Linked DNA regions of Homo sapiens: region 2 is linked to region 1. A link is an interaction called in ENCODE POLR2A ChIA-PET data of the cell type or tissue named here. Cell type or tissue: B cell. All regions are shown on one strand. Each heading gives the region's core, and the rest is flanking DNA. Links, peaks and the distances in the headings are about the cores only.

What was found. ChIA-PET counts read pairs that join two places held together with the same protein. Peaks named below come from ENCODE experiments on the same cell type or tissue, not always from the same donor. Only the 100,000 strongest peaks of a DNase experiment are listed, where the experiment ranks them.
Region 2: POLR2A ChIA-PET joins it to region 1 with 10 read pairs; 2 of 35 experiments call an interaction of 5 or more read pairs at or near these places.

The regions. Positions count from the first base shown.
Region 1 is chr1:167,100,838-167,109,609 of GRCh38, reverse strand. The region is part of intron 2 of STYXL2 (serine/threonine/tyrosine interacting like 2); the gene reads right to left. Among named protein-coding and RNA genes, the nearest start is that of STYXL2, 11 kb to the right of the region's middle. RefSeq lists a silencer at 5,704-5,998. In B cell, for the core only: no CTCF peak of the experiment used is centred there; DNase peaks (open chromatin) are centred at 4,159 and 5,309; H3K4me3 peaks cover 1,515 bases.
Region 2 is chr1:166,939,714-166,948,485 of GRCh38, reverse strand. The region is part of intron 3 of ILDR2 (immunoglobulin like domain containing receptor 2); the gene reads left to right. All of the region lies in intron 1 of LOC124904449 (a long non-coding RNA gene), which reads right to left. Among named protein-coding and RNA genes, the nearest start is that of ILDR2, 31 kb to the left of the region's middle. RefSeq lists a silencer at 792-841. In B cell, for the core only: no CTCF peak of the experiment used is centred there; a DNase peak (open chromatin) is centred at 637; H3K4me3 peaks cover 629 bases; H3K27me3 peaks cover 1,294 bases.

The sequences.
Region 1 (8,772 bases), core at 343-8,342:
GTCTTTGGCTACCAGGGCATGTAGAGAAAGACCATAAGGTGGGGGCAGGGTTAGGTGTGTCTGAGCTCAGACTCTCCTCGGATGGGGCTTGCTGTCGGGGATGGAGGGTGTGGTTCTCAGGCCAAAGGAGTTATGTTCCCAGAGGGATTGTGGTTGCCTCTGCTGCATCATACAGGTTGCCAGGGAAGTGGGGGTAAAGCTGGCAGTGGGTGCCTCACCCAGCTCCCACACAGCCAGCAAGGCCAGTCTCACTTTCACTGTGCCCCACCAACAGCACTGAGTTTATATTTAGGCAGCCGGTAAGCAGGGATGAGATCTTGCCCCAGGCTATAAGCCTCCCTGAGGAGAAAGCAAGCAGAGCTTTCAGGCCCTGCCACTACCCCACTGTGGTGGCTTCTGTGCTCTTGTTTGCACTTCCTGTTTGCCATTCCCCCATCCCCATTCTGCCCTGGACAATTTACACTTGGTTGAAATTATTACAAAGTTCAGCTGGAAGTTTCCTTCTCCCTGTGGTCCTTCCCCAATACCCCTGGCTGCCCTCCCCAAGGACCCCTGTGAGATAAAGTCAGAAATGGCTTCCCTGGGGACTGAGAGTGCTTACAGGGCTCTTCCTGCTGCTTCTTCTACTTTTATATGTTTCTCAGCTCTCTAAATTCATTTTACCTCTAGGAAAGGTTAAATCCTTCTCCTGTGATCTGGATTTTCAGGTTCCCCAGTGAGGATGTGTGTTTGGAGGCAGACTTTCCCCCTCTCACACTTTGGGCATTCACAGTTTTTTGGCTATCTCATGATGTTTGCAGAAGCAAGCTGCTTCTTTGAAAGGGTCTGTGAATTGTTTCAGTTTTCCTGGTATGTTCCTGTGGTAGTTCTTGGAGCAAAGGTTCATGATGTGAGTCTCTATATGCTGTTCTGTTCATCCAAGTGGGAGCTGCAAGTTAGTCCTCCCTCCTATCTGCCATTTTTCCCCCCCATAACTCTAATCAACTCAATTTAATTCATTTCCAAATTATTTTGGATGTTAAAACTAGAGAGGCCTTTAGAGATCTCATTGTTTGGTGAAGATAATAGAGTTTTACGATAGCGGTTGTGTTGGCTCATTTCCATTCTAGCACCAAGCATTTTCTGTGACGAAAAGATGCATTTTCAAACAAACGTTATTGGGGAGTGGGGGTGGATTAAGGGTAAAGTTCATGGGATATTATCTTTTGGTGTTAAAACTAGAGAGATCTTTGGAATCTCATTACTTGGTGAAGACAGTAAAGACTTAAACACCTAGTGGGGGTGGCAGTGAGCTCTATAAAGGTACAGATTAGGTGGATTAGGTGGTCTTATTTACCTGTGTCTCTAGCAGATGGAGGGTGATCAGTCAGGGTTTGATGACTGAGTGAGTGGATGTACAGACAGATGGGTAGATGGATGAAGAGCTGGATGTCTGGATGAATGGATGGACCATGGTAAGGCTGGGCCAGGTGTCCACATACAACCTAGGGGATCAAACCTGATGATTTCCAAGGGCCTGTAGTCTCTGGCCCTTCCTCCTCCCCAGCCTCAACTTGCACTGGGTTCTCTTTGGCTCACTCCTTTCCAGTACACTGGTCTTCTTTTGGCTGTCATTCTCACCAAGTTCCTCTCTGCCTAGGGACTTTGTAGAAGTCCATTTCTGCAGCCTGATGGTTAGTCCTCTCCTGCTTCCCTCATTTTTCAGATTTTAGTTCAATCGTCCCTTCTTTAGGGAAGTCTTCCTTGATCTTGCACCATACACCTGTTTTTATGGCACTTCTATCAGATGTGATTTTACACTTATTTATGAAATCATTTGATAAATATTGGTCTCCTACACTAGATCATACCCTCTATGAAGGCAAGGACCATGACTGGGTATTTTGTTGACCATTGTGTTCCTAGCACCTAGGAGAATGTCTGGCACACAGTAAATGTTTCATAGATAATTTCTGACTCACTGACTGAATATGTCTTCAATAGAACTATACTTAAGGGAATGTGGCAGTTACAACAATCAGCAATAAGATCTATCAAGTGTTTGCTGCATGCTCATCATTTTACTGGGACACCAGTAGTAAGTCTCAAAGCAAAAGCAGGATCTTGGCTGTGTCCTCTCCATGCCTACTCTCTGCCCTTCAGAGGCCAAGAGGTATACAATATCTGAGGCCTATGTTAGCAATTAGTAATTTTTTCTTATGGTAGAGTAATGGTCACCCCAGATCTGTGATACTCTTTGCCTAGAGAGGTGGGGTCTATGTCTACTGCCCTAGAATCTGGGTAGTCTCTGTGACTACTCTGACCAATAGAATACAACATGGTGGAAGTGATAATTGATCAGTTTTTGAACCCACGTCTTGAGGGAAGCTTTCCTTCTTTGGGTCTTGACACTCTTTTTCTGGGAACTCCTGAGCTGCCATATAAGAAGTCCGACTACCCCCAGAACACCAAGCTAGAAAGGCCACTGGTCAACAGTCCCTGCTGAGCTCCCAGCCAACAGCCAACCATGTGAATGATCCTCTTAGAAATGGACCTTGCAGCCCATCAGGCCACTCCAGCTGATGCCATATGAAACAGAAAAACTGCCCGGTCAAGTCCTGTCCAAATTCCTGACCCACAAAAAGGGGAGCAAAATGAAATTATTGTCCTTAGTCATTAAGTTTTGGGGTAATTTGTTAAGCACCAATAGATAACAGGAATAGTGCTATTCCAAGGGCTAGGAAGCAAGTTTTAAGCAAATGCTTAGGCACTCTTCTCCTCAGTAGTGATACACAACCTATAAATATCAGTGACTGAGGCAAATATGTTACAGATGGGAAGCAACAACAAAATAATGCCAATATGGTAGAGCAAACCTTGCCTCTATAACAGACCTGGTGGACATTCTGAGCTCCAAGGGTTCAGGACAGCTAGTTTTCATATGACAATATTTCATAAAACTAGAATCAAAGCCCCAGATTTTATATAAATGTGAGCAGTCATATTTTCCATTTCAACAATATTTATTAAGGGAGTTTTATTATTTTATTTTTCAGTAATTAATACTATTTATACTCCTATTAACAAAACATTAATCATTTTATTTATTAAGGGTCAGTATTATGTAAAATGAGGTTTGGGGCAAAACCAAACCAAACAGATCCATGTTGAGAATTATTGTATTACTGTAGGGATTACAAGGCCTTCTTCCTTGCACAGCACCACATTTCTCCTACTTGGTCCGTTTTCTTTGTTCCTTTGTGTCCCAAAGAGGCTTTCTCACATCTCTAATCAGTATTCCAAGCAACTGATACAGACTGAAAATAGACACAGGAGGCGCCCTTACCTGTCAGGTGTGCAGAAAGGCCTTGCAAGGAACTCAGCAGGTGGGACTGCCAGGATCCTGGCCTGGGATTATCCATCCGGGAGCACTCCATCCTGCCACTTTCCCTAAATAACGTTGACTTTAAATTGTGAGGATTTGGTTTTAAATAACAAATACTGAGAATCAAGAATCTGTCCTAAATATACCTACACTCTGAGGCTGTGGGTTTGATAGGGGAGAATTTGAAAAGAGAAATCTCTGTGAAACATCTTTCCTTCTAATGGGTGGTAAAGATTGAAGTTCGGCTAATGAGTCAGCAAACCTGAGAAATCATACGTGAAGAGCCTACCCGGTATACTCTTGAGAAGCTGGCAGCTTTGTAAATGAGAAAAGAGGGGGGATGAAGAACAGATTTCCTCCTCAGCCCCACGATGTTTCTGTCTTTGGCTGCTGATGCTAAAATGTGAGCAACATTAAACTCTGCTCCGTATTACCCAGTGTGGAATGTACAATGTAGATTACAAATGCTTTTACGAGTCAGCCGCCATGAGGGGGAGATGTAAACCTAATAGTCATAAAACTGTTTGCCACAGACACGGTTTATTAAGTCTAATAAAGAAAGGTGTGGGGGCAAGACCTAAAACGGACGCTTGTTTTCCACAGAGAAGGAGGACTGCAGAAATAGAAAAGAGGAAGGAGGGAGAGACCTGAACAACTGGCCCTGTTTATATTTGCAAGGTCAGTGAGATGGCAGCCCTAGAGGTTTTGATTTATGACTATGTCTGTGTCCCAACTGGCATACCTGAGATGGAGTGAGATGACACTCACACCCTGATTAGAAAGCAGTGAGGGCTGGCTGTTCAAGAAAGACAGGCAGGGAAAAAAAGGACCTAGGATCGATACATACCTCATCATAGGATCAGGAAGCAGCTGCTAAAAAGCCTTGAGGCTGAATTGAAAGAGGAACAATAAAGGGGAGTTTGATGGACTTCCTAACCAAAAGCCGGAGAGTGGTGCAGCTTGCTTTAGACCTGCGTTTTTCAAAATTGCAGACTGACCAATCCATGTATCATAAAATCAATTCAGTGGGTTGTGTTCAGCATCTGGGACAGAAAGGAAAAAAGGAAACAGAAAAAAAGGAAGGAAGGAAGGAAAGAAGGAAGGAAGGGAGGGAGGGAAGGAAGGCAAAGAGGAAGAAAGGGAGGGAAGGAGGAGGGGAAAGAAAGGGAATAGCACCACCCATTGTAAGGATAAGTGTAGTTTTGTGAACTTTTAAAAATTTATGTATATGTGTATATATCTCTGAGTTGAGATGCAAATGGCATTGTCATAGTGCAGATTATAGTCAGCAAAGTTTGAAAGCCGTTGCTTTAAACTAGTTGCCTGCTGTCCAGACACGGAATGTAGTGGAATTGGGGTCCTTCAGCCCAGACTTTCCTATAGCTGATCACTTCCTGTCAAGGAGTCCCTTGGAAGTGAAATGGAGGTAGAGGCCCAGGAGGAGGTGTCTTTCTTGATTGGGCTTTTGCAAAAAAGGACAAGGTTTCTGAGCTCTAAGTTTTCAGTGACTTCAGAGAAAATGACTACACACAGGCAAAGTTCAGGCTCTAAGGAAGAAGAGAAGTCAGTAAACGGAAGAAAATAGATTTTTAGCAAGCTGCTTCCAACAGGCTTAGTGAAAGAGCTGAGGTGGAGAAATTTTCACCAAAAAAGAAATGTAAAGGAGAAAGGATGGACAGGAGGAGCCATTTCCCAAAGAAACATAACGAAAACACAGAGAAATTACACTTCATGCCCCTGTCTCCTACCACACCCACCACAGATGCTTGCTCGCCACAGGAAGGGAAAGGAGAGCACAGTTAAAGAAATTCACTGAAGGTCAAGGGAAACAGTGTCACCGTGACAGGAAGCCTGATCGAGCCTTACCAAGCAGTTCTACAAAACTGCGAAGTCTTGAAAAGTTCAGATCTAAAAGCCAAAGCAAGGAACGGATTTTGACTTGGAAAGATATAAAGTCAAGTAGAAACCATTCTTCAAATCAGGAACAAGAGAATGATAAAAATGCCTTTGCTCCTTTAGTTGGAAAGAAGAGAAAACTGATGATAATAGCTAAGAAGGAAGAGACGGGGGGTGGGGGGACGGGCAGAGGTTGGTTTGCATTACAAGCGCACTTACTTCTTTTTTTTCAAGACAGAGTCTGGCTCTGTCCCCCAGGCTGGAGTGCAGTGGCCCAATCTCGGCTCACTGCAAGCTCCGCCTCCCGATTCATGCCATTCACCTGTCTCAGCCTCCTGAGCAGCTGGGATTACAGGCGCCCACCACCACACCAGGCTAATTTTTCTATTTTTAGTAGAGACGGGGTTTCACCGTGTTAGCCAGGATGGTCTCGATCTCCTGACCTTGTGATCCGCCTACCTCGGCCTCCCAAAGGGCTGGGGTTACAGGCGTGAGCCACCGCGCCCGGCTGTGCACTTACTTCTTAGGCTGTATTTGTTTAGGTGACTGGGAAGGCCTGACGGAGACTATAGGTAAGGGAGAAGTCCCCACCAAGCTCCCCCACTGACAGGGGGTTTTAAATTTCAGTGTCAACTCATGAATCACTTAGGGAAATTTGCCTAGCTGTGAGATGGATGAATCTCTAACCGCCCATTTTCTTCCAGAGAGTGACTCATAGTGGCTAGGTTTGAATTTAAGGTGTTTGAAGTTAGTGCCTAACTCAGGCAAAAATGAAGATTTGATACCCCATCCATTTTCTACACCCCTTTCTCAGATTCTTAATTCACCCTAGGATGAGATTTACAGATGAGACTTGAAATGTTAAGACTCCCTGCCAGGACAGCAAGCAGGGTACATCCCTGCTAATTTTGGCTGGCTGCTAGTGGCTGTTTGGATCACTGGGTGAAGTTTTGCAAGGCTCTGTTCTAGTTCCACAGGAAAGAGTAAAATTCTGTTTCCTAGGGGCTGGATATAGGGCTGTAGTGAGTTGAACGGTGCCCTCCAAAATGGTATGTCTTCCAAAACCTGGGAATGTAATCTTTTTTGGAAAAAGGATCATTGCAGGAGTAATTAAGTTAAAGCTTTTGAGATGAGATAACCCTAAATTAGGATGGACTCTAAAGCCAGTGGCAAGTGTCCTTATAAGAGAAGAGAAGACAGAGCAGACGGCCTTTTGAAGGAGTGGCAGAGATTGGAATTATGCTGCCACAATGCAAGAAACGCCCGTAGCCAACAGAAACGAGCAAGAGACAAGGAAGGAGTCTTCCCTAGAGTCTTTGGAGGCTGTGTGGCTCTGTCACCAGCTTGATTTCAGACTTCTGGCTTCCAATATGTGAGAAAATAAATTTCTCTTGTTTTTAAGCTGCCTAGTTTGTAGTAATTTGCTGTGGCAGCCCTAGGAAACTAGTACAAGGACTAAGAGTCCGGTGGTGAGGTATTTGCTGACTTGGTGCGTAATTTAACTTAAAGAAGACTTAAAATTTAACTTAAAGACTCAAACCTTTACCTGAAGTCATAAAACCAGAAGGATGGAATTTCAGGCACTTATCAAGTACAAGGAGGACTGTTCAGGATGGGGACAAATATCAGTAAGTGATACTCTGCTTCTTAGAATACAGGATTTGCTCATGGCAGAATTAGAGAAGCATGATGTCTTAATCAGTGTGTGTGGGACTCTGGCTAAATAAAAATTTCTTGACATGATGAGTTACTGAAAAAATTTTGTTGTCAGATATCTTTTTCTGGAAGGAAAAGGTATGAGAACCAGCATTTATCAAATACCTAGTATACCTTTATATATGTTGTATTATTTATTCTCTACTCCTGGGTAAAACTGGTATTCTGATTTTTTTGATTAAGTAATTTAAGCAAGCTTTCAAGGGTTTATAAGTAGGAGGGCAGGTCTGACCTCAATTTTGGTCTCCACTGCACCACTTAATTTCTTTCCACAGTATCATACTGCCTCCTAAAAGAGGGTTTTATTTATCTTTTATATATATATATATTTTTAAAAAACAGCTTTATTATTGATATACAAACTGCACAAATTTAAAATATACAAGATTTGACATATGTATACATCCGTGAAGCCATCACTGCAACCAAGGTCACATCATCCCGTGTGCCCCTTTTTAAGCCCTCCCTCTCACCCCCTCCCTGCCCTATGCCCCCCAGGCAACCATTAAACTGCTTTCTGCCACTGTAGAGATGGGTTTGCATTTTCTAGAATTTTATATAAATGGAATAATATAGTATGTACCCTTTTTTGTCTGACTTTCAAGCAGTGTAATTATTTTGAGATTCATCCATGTTGTTGTATGAATCAATAGTTCATTTCTTTTCGTTGCTGTATAGTATTCCTATGTGTAAATGTGACACAATGTGTTTATCCATTCACTCGTCATTGGACATCTAGGATGTTTTTAGGTTTTTGGCTATTACAAATAAACCTGCTATGAACATTCATGTCCCAGTCTTTGCATAGACATAGGCTTTTTTTTTTCTTTTTTGAGATGGACTGTCACTCTGTTGCCTAGGCTGAAGTGCAGTGGTGCAATCTTGGTTCACTGCAACCTCCACCTCTCTGGTTCAAGTGATTCTTTTGCCTCAGCCTAAGTAGCTGGGCTTACAGGTGCCCACCACCACACCCAGCTAATTTTTGTATTTTTAGTTAAGATGGGGTTTCACTCTGTTGGACAGGCTGGTCTCAAACTCCTGACCTCAGGTGATCCACTTGCTTCAGCCTCCCAAAGTGCTGGGATTATAGACATGAGCCACTGTGCCCTGCAGACATAGGCCTTCATTTCTCTTGAGTATATACCTAGGAGTAGAATGATGGGATCATGTAGATATAGGTGTGCATGTTTAGGTAGATGTATGTTTAATTTTGTAAGAAACTGAAAAACTGTAAAATGGACTATTTTACATTCCCACCAGCAGTATATAAGATTGTCCCAAGTACTCTACATTTTCCACCAACATTTGGTATCGTCAATCTTTTTAATTTCAGATATTTTAATAGTAATGTAACGGTAACTCACTGTGGTTTTGATTTGTGTGTCCCTAATGATTAAGGATTTTGAGCATCTTTTCATGTGCTTATTTGCCATCCACATATCATTTTTGGTGAATATGTATTCAAATCATTTGTCCGCTTTTTAATTGAGTTGTTTGTTTCCTTATTAGTAGGTTGTGGGAGTTTTAAAAAATATATTCTAGACAGAAGTTCTTTATCAGATATGTAATTTGAAAATATTTTCTCCAAGTCTATAGGTTCTGTTTTCATTTTTTAAAAAGCACTGTAGACTCATTCATCTGAACTGGTTTAGGTGTGGTTCTGTGAAGTAAAGTGGGATCGATTGGATGATAGCTCCAAAGCCTGTGCAAATGTAATAGTTTAGAGTTCAGATTTTATGAGGCCATTGTGGGAAGAGATAGCCTATGAAGTGCCACCACATGTTTGCCTTCCTTGA
Region 2 (8,772 bases), core at 547-8,546, 160 kb after region 1:
AAGGATTAGGTCACACAGGCCAGGCCATTTGATGAAGTCTGGAGGGATCTGAAGAACACTGGACTTGGATTAGGATCTGGGTGAGCTTGGGAAGACTTTAGATAGGGTGACTTTACAACTTATCATCCAAACTAGGATACTCTTGAGAGTGAAAAGGGGGGACTTTTAATAATTTCTGGCAAGACAACAGGCATAAACCGGAACTGTCTAGGCCAACTGGTATGATGGTCACCCATCTTTAGCTGCTGACCACCTTGAAGGGTCTCCCATAGATTGAAGAGAACAGAAGATCCAGAGGGTTGGGGGGGAAATTAGTGTCGGCTCACCTCCACCTGCTGAACCCTGCTGCTATCTGGCATTTCGTTCCTGGGGACCTATGTATGTGCACGTACATCTCCATTCATCTAGGTACCTGAATCGAGCAGAGGGGCCCAGCAAAGAGGTGGGGGTTTGACGTAATAGTTGTTTTCTGAAAAAATTGCCCTAAGATTTTTGAACCATAAATGACGTCGTTCGCGGCCGTTCACTGCCCTGTGTTAAGAGAACAAATGCGGTCTTGCAGGCGCTATTTCCCCTTCCCTAAGCCCCCAGCCACCCCGGTCGCGCCCGCCGCCCCCTCCTCGCAGCCTTTATTCCGCCTCACTATTTTTGCTTCACTTGTTGCTCATCACTGTGGGAGGAAACTCGGCCTTCAATTAGCGCGCATTCCTGGCGGCCCGCGGTTACCGTGGTTACCCCGGGCAGGAGCCGGAGCAGCTGGGTCAGCCGCGCGCTGCATTGTAGTCGGGTGGACCCGCGCCGGCCCGAGCGGGGGAGGAAACGGGGGCTGGGGGCAGGCGCGAGAGTGGGTGGCACCGAGAAATTGGCTCAGCCCCTGGAAAGAAAGAATGGCAGCTCTTGAAAGCCGGGCAGGAGACAGTTGTCCCATTTTTCTCCAAAGCCAGCTGCCGCTATTCAGGCGTGCAGGCTTGCGTTCACACGGGGGCTGTGCCTCCGACTTTGCTGAATTGGCTTCCCATGAGAGGGTCTGGGAAAGGCCCCATGCCAACCCCTTCACACTAAGGGGGCTGGCCACGGAGGAAAGGGCAGGAACTCTGACAGTTTGAGACCTACCAAGTGTGTGCCCCTCTGTGTCTGCCTGAGACCGCCAGGGCCTTTTTTGGTTAAAGAAAGTGGCCATTCTTGCTATCTTTGTATCTGTGGCAGTCTGATGGATGGAGCACAGTGACTTCAAGACACCACACTGGGCTCCAAGAAACTCACTTTCCCCGTTCCATGACATCCCACGCTCCTCCACGGCATTTTAAAGTCAATCTAGCAGTCTTCTGCATTTCACCTCAGGCCAAGTCGACCATGTTATATTTCTAATAATATTTTGTATTTATTCGCTCTCTGGGGGTGGAGGTTGAATCACTATAGCACTTTGTGAAGTCAGATTACTTTGCAATCATTTTTGTTGTTTATTAGTTTGTAGCAGCATGGTGAATGCCTTTCAATTAGCCCATACTGTGTTATGATGTATTCAGTGATCATTTTTTCCGGTTGCAACTTTAAAAGGTGCTGAAAATTTCAGTTATCTCCAACATTTCCTACATCCAAAAATTGTATTTTAATTACATAAGTAGAGCAGTAGTGCCAAAAACATGAACACATTTCAGGGTCATTCACTACAAATATTAGGAGACTAGAAGGCAGTTGGTGCACATTTCTAGATGAAAGATAAGCAAAGTTTTGGGGTGGTGAGATATTGGGAAAAAAACTGGAATTGGGGTGAGTACACCTGGTTGTATTCTTGGCTTGATCATTAGTGAATTGTGTGACTTGGGGTAAGATTCTTAACCTCTCAGAGCCTCAGATCCCTGAAACATAGGGTAGAATATGGACTAGATGACCTCTAAGATCCTTTCTAGTTATAAAATCTGATTCTAGGATTCTGTGGGAATAGAAGTCAGCTCCTTAGGCCAAGCTTATAACTACTGCCAAAAACAAAAACAAAAAACAAAAAACCAACCTCAAAGCATTTATTAACAGTTAATTGTAGATGGTCCAATACTAGTTATTTTATGGATAGAATTCGGTTTCAGAATTATTCTCCTTTAAGACTATAATTTAAAGTGAACTAAAATGTAAAGGACACAGAAAGAAAAAGTAAACATATGAAATGCTTAAGAACATAGTTTATAAATATATATAAAAGAAAAGGGGGCTATATCCACATTTGTGATAGTCATAAACTATATTTATTAAATGCATGGTTACCATGGGAATATAGAATAAAAACTGGGATGTGTGTGCCCTTGGGAAATTTCCAATCTATTTGGGATTCCAAATAGCCATAGAAACAACTTAACACTTAAAAGCATAGCCATAGAAACATCTTTACATTTAAAAGGGCCAGAGAAAGGCATCTGTTCTCCTCAAAGACATAGGAGTGAAACATTTTGGAGGGTTAGGAGATGACAGAACAGGGGGTGGATACAGTACATCCCTGAAAATGGATCTAGGGCATCTGAGGAAAGCTTGAAAGTGGGATGAAGCTGAGATGTGCATTAAACATAAGGGAGAAGAGGGGAACCACACGGAGCTGGGGAAGAAAGGCATTCCTCACTGTCCTAAACAGAAAGTTCATCTGTATAGTGTGTTGGCAAACCCTAGAAGGACTCCAACTTAATAAGTTTAAAGAAATGGAGGTAACTCTGCTGTCAGCAGTGGTGTCATAAAGATAAAGGAAATGTTATACTTCCTTTTCCTAAGTTCCAATGCATTAAACAATGTGTTATCAAGTGATTGAGTAAGCAGGTTCTGAAAACAGGTTTGTCCTAAATCCTGAACTTCTTTACCTTCCATTGTAACTTTGAAGGCTTGGAAATGATTAGAGCTTGGATTTAAGTTTTAAGAGTAGAGACCAAAACAGTCTTTTTGGCTGAAAGTTTTATGTGTTATTTTATCTCTGTAATGACTTCCTCAAAAATACCCTAGGATAACTTCAAAAGTGGCAGTGGCAGAAAACAACTGAAATGGGGAATTTTATAGGTAAGATAGGTAAGTTATTTTATTCACAATGCATATTTCTACCCTGATCATTTAATCCAAAGCGTGTGAATGTGTTTAGCTCTAGAGTTTGTGACAGTATGATATGAAACTGGCACTTGTGTGTGTGCATGTACAAAGTATTAGTATGCCTGATTCGTTTGGTCTATTCAACTTTTTGGTGTGGGATAGGGTGGTGCTTTTGTCTCCTTAGATAGCAAGATGGCATTTGGGGATATTCCAATGACTGGAGAATGCTCCTGGCATTCTTCCCTGAGTTCAGAAGTGTTAAACATTGTGCAGTATATAGAATAATGCTGCATGAATAAATGAATAGTTCTTTCATATTTTCATTAAAAGCCTACTTCCACCTGAGGTTGATAAAGTCACTATAATGCGCAGCAAATCATAAGTCCAGCTAGAAACCCTGCATATTGAACAAGGGGATTTGCTATTGGAAACACTTCAAGTTCCTGATGGGTGGGTGAGGTGCCTCCTCACGCTGGGCTTCTGGAGATGCCAAGCGTAGAGCATAGTCCCTGCTCTGGAGGGGTTTCCATCTTGGTAGTGGAGGCACTCGTAAAAGTAAAGGCACATTGCAGCCACGAGATAACTGCTTTAGTGAAGGCATGTGCAGTGGTCCTAGGGAGCATGGAGGAGGAAGCACCTTCTTAGTGCAGCATTCTTACAGGGCTGTGTCAGAACATATCTCAGTCTTGTGGTCTTTGTGGTAAGGAATTGAACAAAGCAACTGAAATGCTTATCTGAGCAAAGAAAGTAAATCAAGTTTGCTTTGAGGGGGCTAACCTACCAAGAAAAAGGTGTAAAAAAACTTGGGGAAATGCCACTAGGACATAATTTGTTGTGAAATGTGCAAAGACAATGTTCTGAGTAGAAGTGGGAAACCAGGCAAGGACTAGGTCTCCAGGGAAAGGCCCCATGACCAGGCAGAACCTGATGTCAAAAATGCAAAGAGGGCTGATGAAAACTAATTTGGCGGGAAGATTTAATAGTTCTTGTGGCACAGAAGCACATAACTAAAGCTGAGTTCTGTGTGGGCTAGACTGTGAGCCTCTCAAGTGTCTCAAGGGAACACATCTTGTCCCCTGTGTCTCCACCTAGCTAAATATAAATTTCTTTGTTGAATGAATGAATGATGAATGAATAAATGAGAGACATTCCAACAGTGAGCTGGTTTGCAGGAATGTGTACAAAGAGTTCAGTTGAGGATAACTTCAAAAGTGGCAGTGGCAGAAAACAACTGAAATGGGGAATTTTATAGGTAAGATAGGTAAGTTATTTTATTCACAATGCATATTTCTACCCTGATCATTTAATCCGAAGCGTGTGAATGTGTTTAGCTCTAGAGTTTGTGACAGTATGATATGGAACTGGCACTTGTGTGTGTGCATGTACAAAGTATTAGTATGCCTGATTCGTTTGGTCTATTCATGTGGAAATTTCTTAAAAGTAATGGATTCTGCAAGATTTGGGGAAAACTGTTTGAGCGCTTACATAAAAACTGTATTTTCCTCTGATAGTTTGAGCTGTGGTTTGAAAAGAGTAAATGTGGCCTTCTATTTGCAGGGCTTGCTTTCCATCCTTTCCTCAGACATTAAAGTGACTTGTAATTGCCACTCTTAAACTGAATCCTGGAAGAATGACAGCGATTCACAAGTGTTGGTAAAGTGCTGCTGAAATCTGGAATGTATTTACTGCAATTGTTTAGACTCTGTAAGATCAGGCCTTCATTGGATATGATAGAAGAAAAGATAAAGCATTTCTAACTAGCAATAACATTTCTTAGGAATTGTTAGGGAAGAAGCTGGAAGTGGAATATTTTCAGAAATATTCAGCATAAATATTCAGCATAAATCCACTTTTTAAAATGCCTTTAGCTCCAATAAAATATAAGTAATGGTGTAAAAGCTATAGAGCCTTTTTTTTTTTTTTTTTTTTTTTTTGAGACGGAGTCTCGCTCTGTCGCCCAGGCTGGAGTGCAGTGGTGCAATCTCGGCTCACTGCAAGCTCCGCCTCCCGGGTTTACGCCATTCTCCTGCCTCAGCCTCCCGAGTAGCTGGGACTACAGGCGCCCGCCACCACGCCCAGCTAATTTTTTGTATTTTTAGTAGAGACGGGGTTTCACTGTGTTAGCCAGGATGGTATCGATCTCCTGAACTCATGATCCGCCCGCCTCTGCCTCCCAAAGTGCTGGGATTACAGGCGTGAGCCACCGTGCCCGGCCAAAGCTATAGAGCTTTGCACCGTCTCTGCTGTTGACATGATATATTGGTATTGTCTGCTCTCCCAAAACTCCTACTATGTTTTGAATTCTGAAGATATTTAATTTCACCCACTTTACTGCACATATCACCTACACTACCCTGTGGCTAACACTACACAGGTGCATTATGGGAAGGCTTCACCTTCTGAAGCATCAGATATTGACTGTTGCTTCAGGGAGAATGAGAAGCTTGATGTATGTCTTCCTGTTGGAGTGAAAAGCTTTGTGAATCACCTGTCCATATGTCTGATACACCCTTTCCTTATTTTAATTTTTTCCATTACAAAAGTAAAAAAGTCTAAAGTAAAAAAATGCAAGTTCCTTCATTGTTCTTCCATGCTGCTCATTCTAGCTCCCTAGAAATAAGAAGGGCTAGCAATTTCGTGCATAATACTATTGTTTCCAATTTTAATTTGAACATAGGTGACTAGATCTTGTATTTACTGTTATTCTGTGTGTGGAAGTAATGTTAGAACACCATCAAGGTAACCTAAACAGCCTGTGGGGAAATGCAGCTTTGTGTTTTACCATCCCATAAATTTATCTGTGTGTGTATACCCTTCAGAGGTTGCAAACTCATGATTTCTGGGCTCTATGCAGCCTGCAGACATACTGTGTATGGCTCACCCAGTGTTTTAAAAATAATGAACTGGTTGCCAACATTTGAAAATCAAGTTATTTCACATAAAATCTGGGGCCTGGAAAATATTGAAAAATAGGATGATCTGAAACCCTGAAGACACATTTCTATGGGGCCACAAGTGGCTAGAGGTGACTAGTAGCAGCCTCCTGATGACATCTCTAGCTACTCCCTGTTATATTATATCTGGCCAGCTGCACTCATTTGCATTACCTGCTGGTGCCCATAGACATTTGAGTTTTTAACTCCAATCACTGAGTATCAGATTTGGGAACTAAAAGTGATATAGAGTGACCACATAATTAATTGTCCAAACTAGAATACTTTGAGAGTAAAAAGGGGTGCTATTAAAAATTACACCTGGACCATAGGCATAATCCACAACTGTCCTAGACAAACCAAGATAGATGGTCTTTCTGTTTGTAGACTACTCCATTCAACCCCTTCATTTTACTAATGAAAAAACTGAGACCCTGAAAGGGAAAGTAATTTGCCTGTAGTAATCACCAAGTGAAGTAATGATAAAGTTGCCCTGAGTATTCTGACTCCCAGTTCACTGCTTTTTCCGATATAACATGCTCTATATAATATGTATAAGCACCACATCCTCCTTGAATGTATGGATTTTTATAGTTAATTAATTATCACGGTTTGCTATAGGAGCCCACGAATTGGTAGCTTATATCATCAGTGACATTTCTATCATGAATTTAAGTAATGATTTGGATCATAGCATATCCAGAGATGTTTAAAACATTGGTAATCTTGAGAAGTGGAGAGTAAACACTAGCAAAGTTTCTGATTTTACAAGATACACCAAGATATATATTTACAAGTGCTAATTATGCAGATTGAAAAAAACAATAAAAATCCACCATCAAGTACATATCTGATAACTGGATTGCTAAAAAAACAGTATGTATTGACTTCTTGATCATTGATTATTGCCTGGTCTTCAAGAAATCTCCAGGAGCCCAAATTCCCAAATCTTTGACTAGGTGATTATTACCTCGTTGAGTTTCCGAGAGATATTTTTATAGAGAACACTCAGAGGAGACCAATGCATGCTGTCTCTTAATCACTTTCTCAAGCTTTGGCCCCAAATATTTACTAGTTTCCTACCCTAGGGAACTGCGTAAGCCTTAGGGGCATCTCTTAGTCTTTTATGAAGGCTTAGGTCAAAGACTAGCCTGAGAAGACACCTTTTTCCAATGTCCCACTTGACTCCTACTTGTCCTTCCAAGAGACCTTGCAAGCAGCAGAGCAATCTTACCATGTCAGCTGCATGAGATGGGGGACAGAAAGAAGGAAGCTGTATTTGCCAAGGCCAAAAGCAGAGTTGGCCTAAGTCACCCATCCCATACTTCCTTACCTTGGAATATACTCTGGTCCCCATTAGCTTTTTAAATATGGGACCATCACCCACATAGACTAGGACACATGCTACCACACTGGCCTTGTAGAGTTGAGGAGAGCCAAGAAAAAGTGAGCAAAGACCCCTCTACCCTGCTCACTAAATCTTACCCCAGCTCCAGCATACTCCCCTAGTGTCCTGGAGGAGCCCCTTTTTCTTTGACCTTTGTCAGAGCTTCTTTTCTGTGGGTGACTTGATAGAGGAAGGGACAAGTGACCAACCATGACCTTAGATTTAAAATATGAACCACACACATGAGTAAACTTTTCTCTAATGCACCTCAACAAACTTTAACATGAAGGAATTGTTTTCTAAATGAGCCATATCTATATGGATGAAACAGATCACCAGAGCTGTGCTGTCCAATAGCAACATGTGTCTACTAAGTCCTTGAAATGACAATATTTTAGTGATAGTCACATAAGCTAAAAATAGTATCACATTAATTTCCTTTGTTTCTTTTTACTTTTTATTGTACTTCCTGGAAAAGCTAAAATTATCCACATTGCTTGCATTATATTTCTGTTGGCTGGTGCTGTTCTAGAGGTATATGTCAGGTACCTAAATGAAGTAGAATTTAGTTGCGTGTTTAGGTGCTACAGTGACTTTTTACCACCATCACAAGTCTGAAAGGAGGGAAATTTGCTAGTTGTTTATGGTACTACTAGTTTAGAGATATAATGTCAGGGGCAGAAGTTCATAACAGGACTTCACCTTGATATGAGAACATGATGAAAGCATTCATCATGTCTTTCTGTAAATCAGGCTAGTTTTAAAACGGACTAATCTGCTCCCTTATGTCTTCCAGCCTCTTGTTTCCTGCACAGCTCTTTGCTTCCCAGAGTCCTTGAGGGGCACCTGTTCTGAATCCAGCTTTTAAGTTTCTTTGCCATATTACGCAGAAGGCACTTGGGTCCATATAATGCCAGCTGTGGGTGCCATATGGAAAAGCCATACCATCTACATATGTACAGTGTATTTCAGAAGCCAGAAGGAGTGTAGAGGAATGTGTAACTGATCTAGTTTTATCTTTCCCTTGCCTTTGAAAATTTTAATCATTGAAATATCTTTAGGCCACAAATAGAATCATGTAGTGAGATAATTCTGAGTTAAAACCAAATATGTACTTTTGTTTTTATATGGACATAGGACTGTGTATGGATGTATGAAAATGTAGATTGAACATTTGGATACAGACGGGCTTGACTTTCCAATGAAGTGTATGGAGACGGATGTATAAATGAATGGAGATAGTGTATGTCAGTCTGCTCAAGCAGAGATTTCCTCCTCCTATAAATAGTTGGAGAGAAAGTTCTGTTTCTGCTTCCGCTTAGTTTAGGTGCAGAGTTCACTTAGATGGCTGCCAAAGATTGACAGGGAAAGTCATTCTCTTGTCTCAGCCTA